2 separate regions of the Homo sapiens genome follow, and region 2 is linked to region 1. A link is an interaction called in ENCODE POLR2A ChIA-PET data of the cell type or tissue named here. Cell type or tissue: A673. All regions are shown on one strand. Links, peaks and the distances in the headings refer to the core of each region. The heading gives the core; the rest is flanking DNA. Region 1 has its middle 2.8 kb from the start of LINC00423. Region 2 overlaps STARD13 (StAR related lipid transfer domain containing 13).

The links. ChIA-PET counts read pairs that join two places held together with the same protein. Peaks named below come from ENCODE experiments on the same cell type or tissue, not always from the same donor. Only the 100,000 strongest peaks of a DNase experiment are listed, where the experiment ranks them.
Region 2: POLR2A ChIA-PET joins it to region 1 with 6 read pairs; 2 of 35 experiments call an interaction of 5 or more read pairs at or near these places.

What each region holds. Positions count from the first base shown.
Region 1 is chr13:32,911,759-32,917,149 of GRCh38, forward strand. No RefSeq gene overlaps it. Among named protein-coding and RNA genes, the nearest start is that of LINC00423, 2.8 kb to the left of the region's middle. In A673, for the core only: no CTCF peak of the experiment used is centred there; no DNase peak of the experiment used is centred there.
Region 2 is chr13:33,171,564-33,176,954 of GRCh38, forward strand. All of the region lies in intron 1 of STARD13 (StAR related lipid transfer domain containing 13), which reads right to left. Among named protein-coding and RNA genes, the nearest start is that of STARD13-AS, 100 kb to the right of the region's middle. In A673, for the core only: no CTCF peak of the experiment used is centred there; a DNase peak (open chromatin) is centred at 3,148; H3K27ac peaks cover 4,636 bases.

The DNA of each region.
Region 1 (5,391 bases), core at 230-5,229:
GGCTGTAACAGGAGCAGGCTTTCCTACCAACAGTGCTCAGGCAATGGAGTATCAGTGTGGTGATATATCATTATTCTAATTGGCTGTTTGGGTTTCATTGTATGGGTATGCTATAATTTATTTAATCAACATTTAAGTTGTTTCCAATTTTTCACCATTACAAAAATGCTTAATGACCAGACTTGTATATCTTTCTCTGTCACCTTGACCCATTATGGCTTCGGGGGAAAAAAAATCCCACGAATGGAATTGTTGATTCAAACTTTAAAATACTAATACATAGGGTCAAGTGACCATCTAAAAAGTTGTGTGCTAAGATTATAAATCAATTACCTAAGTTTTATTTCAGTACTTTAATAAAAATGTATATTTTTATGTCTAGGTATTTGCTCCTTCTGAAGCTTAATTTGGGCATAGAGATTTGTTATTTCTATTTTTTCCAAATGATTAGTCAGTTTATCCAACCCATTTTGTTGATAGTCCACCTTGATCATATATCAAGTTCTCACACACACATGAGTCTGTTTCTGAATTATGGATTCTGTGCTATTGGGCTTTCTGTTATTATATAATGGTTTAATGTTTATACTTGTATGCTTATAATATCCAATAGGACAAATGCTCTCTCATTAATTTGCCTGGCTATTTATGCATGCTTATTCATTCAGAAGAAATTTGAAATAAATTTTTTTCCATAACAAAGAAAAAAGTCCCAAATGATTTTTGATTTGGATTTGCATTAAATTTAGTTTTATTTCAAAGAATTGTTATTTTTACAATATATAGTACATGTTAAAAAAGAGGATGTAGTTTTCCCTGCAGTCAAACATCTTATGTTTCTCAATAGAATTTTCTTATTTTCTTCACATGTCATGCACATGACTTATTAAACTGTATTCCTAGCAGTTATATATATATAAAACTATATATTATATTTATACATATGTGTTATAAATGTATTCCTAGGAGTTATGCATATATATAAAATACAGTTACACACATATAGCTCTATATAGATAATATTTACAGATAGATAACATATATAGTAATATATAGATAATATTTACAGATAGATAACATATATAGTAATATATGTTATATATTTATATATGTTATAGCTGTATTCCTGTATATATGTTATAACAACTGTACATATGTTATAACTATATTCCTAGGAGTTATATATAATATATAAACTATTATACATAAAATATATATGTAGCTCTATATATAGAAATATATATATATAAAACTATATGTAATATATATAACTCCTAGGAGTACAGTTATAACATATATATAATATTTATATGTATAAGTTATACATATATTACATATATTATCTATTTGGTAGAGATGGGGTTGCCCAGGCTGGTCTCAAATTCCTGAGCTCAAGCAGTTCTCCTACTTTGGCCTCCTAAAGTGTTGGGATTACAGGCATGAGGCACCATGCCTGGCCTGGAATTTTATATTTTTTGATTTTATAATTCAAGGGATTCCCCCACTCCCAGTTATAGGTCTCTAGCCTGCTCCACTGGAGTCGGCTAATCTGCTTGGCCCCTGGTTGTGCAGTCATCCGGGAGCTCCACTCAGGACTTTGAACTGACACCTGCAAGGGTCGGCGGAGTGAAGAGGCTGGGCCAGGCCCTCTGCCTTCTCCTCTTCCTCCTTCAGTCCTCATCCACCTCTGGTTCCAGTGTGTGGAGCAGGCTCTGTTGTCCTAGTAAATAAAGAAGAATCAACCAACTTCACAAAACCCCCCAGAAGTGACCAGCCATAAAAATATAAGCTTATTCCAAATACCTGGGACCCTGTACCTGGAGTCGTCTGCCACAGGGCAGGTCAGATGTCCCATGGCCGAGGGCTCAGGAGCTGTGGCTGGCGGCTGGTAGCAGCACTGGCTTCTTACCTTGGCCGTGGCCCTAAGTTCCCACATGTGGGAAGTCAGCCTAGTGTGCCATGTGGGAAGTGTCCAGGTTCTTCCTGGGGACACTCTTCTGCCTACATATGTAAAGAGACAGATTTCTGGGGTGAGAAAGGCAGCTCCAGCTTTTAGAGGAGCCAGGAAATCTCCCCAAGGCTCTGACCTGAAGAAAGAACACTCTCTAGAGAACAAGGGAGCTCAATCTTTTTTTAGTTCTGATTTCTATCTCCGTCATTAAAAATCAAGCTTTAAAAATAAGACCCTATCCATTATGTTTTAATAATCATCACTCGGGCTTAAAGTGACTAATAATAAAAGGTTTTTGTTTAAATATTAAACACTAATGGTTTTGTTCTGCTCTTGAGAACTGGAGGCAGACAGTTGAAAATGGGTTCACAGTGTGCCCTGGCCCTGGGGTCTGGGCTGATGACTAAGGTGACCCCTGGGAAATGGCACCTGTAATCGGAGGCTTGACTGTCTCCCACACTACCCTTACCTTGGCCCATGTCACAGTCCCAGGCTGCCTCCTCGCTCTGGCAGCAGTGTGGGGCTTCCCAAAAGGCTTTTGCCTTTTTGTTTTCCCAAATGACCAATGGATCTTTTAGAGAGGAATCTATTGTCAATTGCTTCCTTTTTTTTTTTTTTTTTTGATGCTACAAGACTACTTTGAAGCTCAGAAAGCCAAATCCTTGATCTTAATAATAGTAGCTATTATCTGGCACTGAGCTGAAGCTTTATATACATTATGCTATTTAAAGTTTACAAGAACCCTGAAGGATACACAATATTTTTCCTATTTTAAGTATGAGAATTCTGAGGCTTAGAAATTTTAAATAGCTTTCCAAGGACACCAGATTGTAAGCAGTAGAAGGAAGATTTGGAATCAGTTTTTATCTGATTCCAAATAACATGCTCTTTCCATTGCCCTAACTCACATAACTAGATAATAATTACATAATGGGTGTAGCCCTCTTGAGACATAATTTTACTTTTATTGGACAAACCTCTTTTTTTTTGAGTGAATGGTATTTCAGGGATGATTTCAGAGCATGAGCAACTGGGCATAGTGGCATAAACATAGTAGAAAATACACTGGGCTTCACCATGTGCCAGCCATTGTTCTGAGTATTTTGTAAAGATTAAATCATTGGATCCTCACAACCATGCCATGATGTAGTGTTTCAGCATGTTCAGGCGACTATACCAAAATACCATAGACAGGAGATGGCTTATAAACAACAGAAATGTATTACTCACAGCTCTGGAGGCTGGGAAGTCCAACCTCAAGGTGCTGGTGGATTTAGTGTCTGGTGAGGGCTTGCTTTCTGGTTCATAGATGGTGCCTTTACTGTGTCCTTGCATGGTAAAAGGGGAAACAAGTTCTCTGGAGTTTCTTTTATAAGGACATTAATCCTGGTTATGAGGGCTCTGTCCTCATGGACCTAATCATGTTCCATAGGTTCTGTCTCCTAATACCATCCCCTTGGAAGGTAGGATTGCAACAGAGGAAATTTTGGGGGACATAAACATTCAGACCATAGCATGCAGGTTCCGTTACTATCCCTCCATTCTACAGTTGAAGCACAGAGATGTTAAGCAAATTGTCTAATGTCTGATAACCAGCAAGTGGCTGAGCTGGGATTTGAACCCAGACAGGCTAGATGCAGAACCCTGTGCTCTTAACCATGTATATAGGGCCTCTCTAACCAAGACAAGGGAGGCTATAGGAGGAGGCTTCATGGTGGGGTGAGGACCAGTGGTTAAGAGTTCCATTTGAGCATATTGTATTTGAGGTGGACTATTATGTATCCAAATGGAGCTATCAAGAAGGCATTCAGGTCTCAGTTTGGAACACAGGTAGTACGTAAAGCCTGAGATAAGATGGAATCACCTCTAGAGAGTGTGTGCATGGAGAAGAGAAGAGACCCATGGCCCTTTCCATATCCTAAAGTTGGGCAGAAGAGGGAGGGTTGGCAAAGGACTCAAGTGGTTCTTCCCTTTCTCTCACACCCACATCCCAATCCTCAAGCAAGTCCTGTGGATTCCAACTTGACTCCCCCCACTCCTTATCACTTCCCAGACATCCACATGGCTCTCTCCTACAATCTGCAGAGTCCCCTCGCGTCTACTCTGATTCCTTTCTGGCTGCCACCATCCTTTCTAAGCTCTTACCACACTAGCCTTCTTGTTTGGAATATGCAGGCACAGATCTAAGTTATACCAAACTCAGCCAGGGACATCATCACTTATTTTCCTTAAAAACATTTTTTCCCCCATATGCCTAGAGTCTGCAAAACAAACTGTGATGAGAACATGGCATGCAAATCCAGCTCTTCTCTCTTCTACATGCATCATTAGCCCAGTCACTTTTGACAACGATGAGCAGTGGGACACATTTGGCTTGCTTCCTAGGGATTTCAGCGTAGAGTAAAATTCACTTTTATTGAATAGGTAGAAATCAAGGTCAACCTCTAAAATGGGTTTTCTTGGAAAAATGGAAAGTAGTAATTTACCCCATGAATCATATTTTTAAAAATTAAATTCTACTTCAATAATAAGAGGTGATAGAAGATGCTATTGTATTTCCTTTTTTGCTTTGTTAAAGAATCAGGATTGAGGCCAGCTGTGTGTGTAGGAGAAAGAGTCAGCAGAATCTCTTTTTATTTCTTCCCTAATCTAACTCTTTCTGAAGGGTCAGAAAACTAGTTGCTGTTCCTTTCTTGTTTCTTGATCTTTTCTCAGCCCTCTGCAATATTACTTTTTCCTCTCTGGCTTCTTATTGCCTGTCTTCATTCATTCTTACTCCTTGCCTACCACCCACCGCCAGGAGACTGTCCTGTGTCCCAAGAGCCTACTCTGGTTCCCGATGTGTAGTAGCCCTCCCCGCACAACATAGCCCAGTGGCCCAAGTTCTCACACACTGCTCTGCCTTTGCTTAGGTAGTTCTTATTGCGTGGCATGTATTTCCCTCATTTTTCTACTTAAAAAACTTACTGCCCATGACTGGCTCAACTGTCCCTTCCTCGGAGAATATTCATCAACCACTCTCTTCCTCCCCCAGGGAGAACTGAGTCTTCCTAAGGCTGTTCCCATAATACTATGAATAGATTGCAATGCAGGGGATCAGAATATGCCAACCTTGAAGATGCCACTTTGGCTTAAGAATAATTTTAAGCTGAAGGTGATTGAGAAGCAGCAAATGGAGGAAAAGCTTTCTATCCTCCCTTTTCCTAACTTAAGGCAGAATATGAATTTCCCTTGGTGAAGTTGTTCCCCTTTCCTTTTCCCATATCCAGAGTTGAGAAACGACAATTATCACTAGAGACAAAGAGGGCACCAGGTTGGGTCTGCACAAACAAACATTACCAAAATAACTCTTATCATCCATTAATTTTCCCCATATATTTACCTTTCCACAATTTACCACCCCTAGAAGTCCCAATCCCCTTTTGCTTGCTTTGTCATTT
Region 2 (5,391 bases), core at 315-5,314, 260 kb after region 1:
GACGCCTCTTGCCTCCAAGCACACTCCCTAGCCCTATCACCACCACCCACATAAGGTGACCTGATTCTTAAGAGCACCCCATCCCTGTTAGTCTAAGGAGACCAATAGTCATTTGGGGGCTGAAATCAACTGGTTGAAAAGGGAGATATCCAGTGTTTCCACTGGTAGCCTGGTCTAGCAAACATTTTCACTGTTTTACTCAGTAAGTTCAGTGGTTGGTGTGGTGCTACCCGTGCTATTCAGCCATATATCTGCGATTCCACTTAAGGCAAAGTCACTGGCTTTGCCTCAGTTGCCTTACACATGCTTTGAGCATGATGTGACCACTATCCTCAGACAGACCCAGCAGAGGGAAGCTCTTGCTAGCACCTGGGGAGGCACCCACTACCATGGGCATGAGAACAAAGGCACCGTGGAAACAAACCATGGCCGATGTGGGTTTTCACATGAACATATTATCATGTTTCTTAATTATACATGCCCAGTGTTGAAAACTTCCTAATAGAGAAAGTCACAATGAATGAAAAAAGTCAACTCTTGCCCCATTATGAACACCTAACTTTATATATGTTATCTGTCAAAACAGTACTATGCTAATATCTTTGGTTGACTGCTTTTTTCACTTAAGAATACATTGCGAATATTTTCTTATATAATGATCTTATTTGTAAAAAAAATGGGAAATTTACTTTGTTTCGAGAATGATGCTTATTTTTTAAATATTTGATTTTTGAATACTGCCAATTGCATTTCCCTGTAGGAAGATTATAACATCAAGGTAGCCAAGAGAAAAGAGTTCAATAGGACCTCACCAGTGTAGACTGACGGTGGAGAAGGCTGGAAGTCTATGGGAGTTAAAAGAGATTTACAAGCTGTTTCTTTAATGTAGTCTCTTAGCTACAGACAGTCTGTGGACAAGGCTCTGTAGGACCTCAGGCAAGTCAGGAAACATAGTGAGCACAGCAAATTTGCTGCCCAGGTTTGCAGGCCTCATCTCACATTACAACCTCATTGTATTTTTAAGCTGGTGTGTCTAGCGTGCTTCTAGCATGCTTGGGAACAGTGTGTTCTCTTGGCTAAGCATTTTAAGTATGTACATTTTGTTTTACGTTTTTCTCAGCATAGCAAATACTTTTTCAATAGCTCACTGAAAGGTATTGGGTATCCTTTCTAAATGACCAAAAATTCAAATGAGGCCCAAATTAAAATTTATTATTATCAGACATGTAGCTGGCTAGAAAGAATCTGTTCTATTGTGGAAAGTTTATGAAATCATTACATACGAGCACATGTATTTATGTTGTTCCTACAAATCTCCTTGAATTTCTATGGACAAACTGGCTCCAATTTAAATAGGTCTTCTTTTTTAAATGTTCGTTAAAAGTACTTAAGAGAAGTAAGGAAAAGAAAGAGTGTGATCGTCATGGGATTTAAGAAAAAGTAGGCTTGAGTAGAGTGTTTTGTCTTTTCCTTTAAACTGGCCTATTTGGTGGGCACCCTGTTTCTAAAAGACTACGGGTACCAGCATAGCAGGATGACTCAGCCACCACAAGATGCCTGCAGTGGATGAAATTATCACTATTAAAGTATATCAAAGGTGTTAACATTTCAACGGGCTTGTGGTTGCTGGCTTAGGATAATTTATATGGCTAAGGTAGCTTCATTAGTAACTTTACTACTTCAGGAGAATGACTCCTTTGTCTTCAGACAGAATTTCTCTAGTGAAGTCCGTATTTATTGAAGGTGTATTTCTTTGGCCATACATTAAGCCAGTTTTGTTAAAATCAATGCCAGGGTATCCATCCCATCTATATATGGATACCAATGATGCAATCATTAATATTACATAGAACCATACGCTACCACCATAATCCTGCCAGGAGGGCTTTATAACCTTAGTGACAGATACAGGAAGGAATGTCAGATTTTTAGTAGTAACAGACTTTGATTTACATCCCATGGTATGGCATCAGGATATATCTTTTTGCACTTTTAAAATTATATGTTAAGTTATTTTGATATGTAAAAGACCTTAATTGTATACCAAATATAATTTTTTCCTAATATTCATAACATTTTCTTTCCATGATTTTCTAAGTTACTAAGAGGAACTAAAATACAGGTTATTTGGAATGAATTTGGGATTATTAATCACTGAATATTCAAAATAGTGGATCAACTTATAAACACCCACTTTATCTATCCATAATTTGAGGCAATCTTTTCCTTGATGTGCAATAAAATATCTGACTGTCAGCAAGTATACAGCAATAGGAAGAGGAAACCTGGAAGACCCGTATAGAGTGATCACGCTTACCTGTACTCAGTCAAGACAGAGACTCTCAGCTCTGTTTATGTGGACTTCTTTCCCAAACGCAAGAATGAGAGATGTGTTGAGACATAAAATTCCTTCACCAATTCTACACATAAGCCTTGTTTCCTAGGCCTTGAAATATCTTCTGGAAGCTGGATTCATAGCAAATCTAGTCACTTAATTCCTATTAGAGTAAAAGAAGATCGAGCAAATTCTCCAGCTAAGTAGAGAATAAACCTAAGCAGGTTTATTCCTCGTCACTCAAGGGTTATTTTTAATCAGTCTTTTTCAGCCTGGTTGGGGAAACCATAGATATTACGACATATGACATATACGTAAACAAATACGTTACACATATTTACTGTTAATTTTTAATTAGCCTTAAATATATAATTAACATATATATATACTATATAGTCACACACACTTATGCATTTTTTTTTCTTTGTATGCCCACAGTGACGCCCTGCCCTTTCCAGCTGCCATGTGCAGTTCTCCTGCAACTAGGAGGCATACCCTTCCCACCTCACTAATGTTATGCTTGGCCATATGACCCACTTTGGCCAATTAAATGTGAACAGATGTGACCTGTGCTAGTTTCAGAAAAACATCTCAAGAGCCATCCCCTAACCCAACCACCTTTCCTGCTCTTTTCCCTTTACCATGAGGCTAAGAGATATTCCTTCAGCCTAGGTATTGGAATGATGACACTGGGGACAGAGAAACAGCAGACCAGCTGCTGACATGTAATATAAGCAATAAATACACTTGTTTTATGCCACTACAACTTGAGGGGCAATTTGTTCAAGTGGCATAATCTAGCGTAAGCTAATGTAACACAGCTGCCAGCTATTCACTCTATAGATGAGGCATATGGAAGGCACTATGGACCTTTATCTCAAGCGGAAACTGTTGTTGCATGTCTGTTAGTGTGGTGTAGAGATGAACATAGTCTCAGTAATCATTTCTGCTCCGAATTCTGCTTCTCTGCCTAGAGTGCATGATCTATATGAATTCCAAAAAATGTTGTAAACAATCCTCACATGCATCCATGTGTGTGAATGTGTGCTCATATACACATTTGCACCACAGAAAATCAAAAGCTCCGTTGCAAGTGAATGAGGAAACTCATCAGAAATATATTTTCCATGCCTGTATTCCCAATAGTATTTAAAAAGAAAAAAATGTTTACAATCCCCAAACCCCAGTCAATCTGAGAGAAAAAGAAAGCAGAAAATAGATGCTCTCCCAGCCAAATAGTTTCTGACCAGATTGTTTTGACTCAAGTTTTCCATGAAGCAGAGTAGTTCTTTATTCTCCTCTTTCATTTGATACAGATTGTTCCAATCAGGCGCTTGTGGTATTTCTCAGGGAGGCTGCATGCATACATCCCCAGCTTTTTGAAGTTGTGGAGCCACTGCCTACCACTAAATCCCAAGAGATTCTTCAAGATGGAGTCAGTCAAGCAACTGAAATGCAAGGCAGGGAACACAGAGTTGACCAGACAATTAGATAGAGCATCATAATTTGCAAGCATTGGCCAAAACACCTCCATGTTGAACCACCAAGCCAGTAGAGTCTTCAGTAACCCTTCTTGGGACAAGTGCATGAGATTCTGCAGATTGTCTCTCCCTCTCTAATTCAGTTTCTCCAGCTTCTGTAGGAAAGGTGGTGAACAAGAGTCCAGGTTGCTGTCTTGATATTGGCTCTCAGAGCCGAGCTCCAACTTCCACAAAATTGGCCAAATGACCAGTATCAGAAGGGCCTGTGGGTACTCACTCTGTGTCATGCTGATGATTTCTTGCCTGGGGAAGAGCAACTGCTTTGGACAAATCCCACCACCACTAGGAAGTCAGATTTCTTAGCTTTTGACAGGTACTCTTCCATCCTACATTGCTTTAAGATTTTTCTTTTTTAAATGTTAAAAAAATGCGTGTTTTTAGGGATGCAAACTCCTCCTGTATCTTTTCAGACATTTCTGAATGTCTATGCTTGTAAGAGGTTATCTGCTGTTTGATTTGCTCAACTCTTTTTTAGCTCTTGGTACTCCAATTACCCAAGAAGATTTCATGATAGCAGGGGAAAACCTTGCCATGTAGGTGAAAGAAGGAGCACAGATTCTGTTAGGATAAAGTCACTCCAATACTTCTGCAGGCCCTTTTCAATTCCTTTGCTCCTTTTGGGGTTGACATGGCAAGATAGATACAGCTTGGCTGAAGCTTCTGACTCCCTCTGCAAGGCTTTCTGCATGTAACTTCTCAGCAACTGTCATATCTGGATCAATCAAAACTAGTTCTTGCTTAATTTAATTCCAGGAAAAGATTTCCACAGCTCAAGTATAATCCTATTATCTGAGTATACATGAAAACTTGATATTGTATGTATTTTCTTAAAAAATTCCTTGGCACTGGCTCAGAGTGTAAATAAAATATTTACTAGGATTTTTCAACGTGTCTTTGCCAGTTTTCTGGAACCCTTTCTACTTGTCTGCTGAACGTAGGCAACAGCATTGGCAGTATGAATGATTTTCTAAACATGCATCACTCATTCCAGGAATAAAGATTACATTCAAGAAATGAAATTGTTACTAGGTTTACAGCTATCGATAGATTCATTTTTCCCTATGCTCTTCAAGGTCAAAGATACTGCTGAGCTTAAAAGTCTGCTCTCTAAGGGATTTTTATTTGCAGTTTGTTAATAGATATTGACATTATATATTCCTTATAGAAGGAAATTTAAAATGAGTTCAGGTATTTGAAATAGCTTTACTTGATTTGGGATGGAAGAGATGAAGTTCTCCACTGAAGACTTAAGAAACTTAATTCCTATGCTGCAACTCCCTTTTGTCATCAGGCACAGTGATGCATCAATGACTTGTATCATGCTACAATCTAAACACACGGCATACTCAGATTAAAGTTAATTGAGGCATCCCATAAACATGCCACAAATGTAATCCAAAAGGTTAAGAAAGTTACATCAACTATAAAAATGTTTTAAAAGTTTAATATAATAGAAGTTTACAAATTCTGGAATATTTAAAATTGTATAGCAGATAACTTCAAATTTTAAAGAAC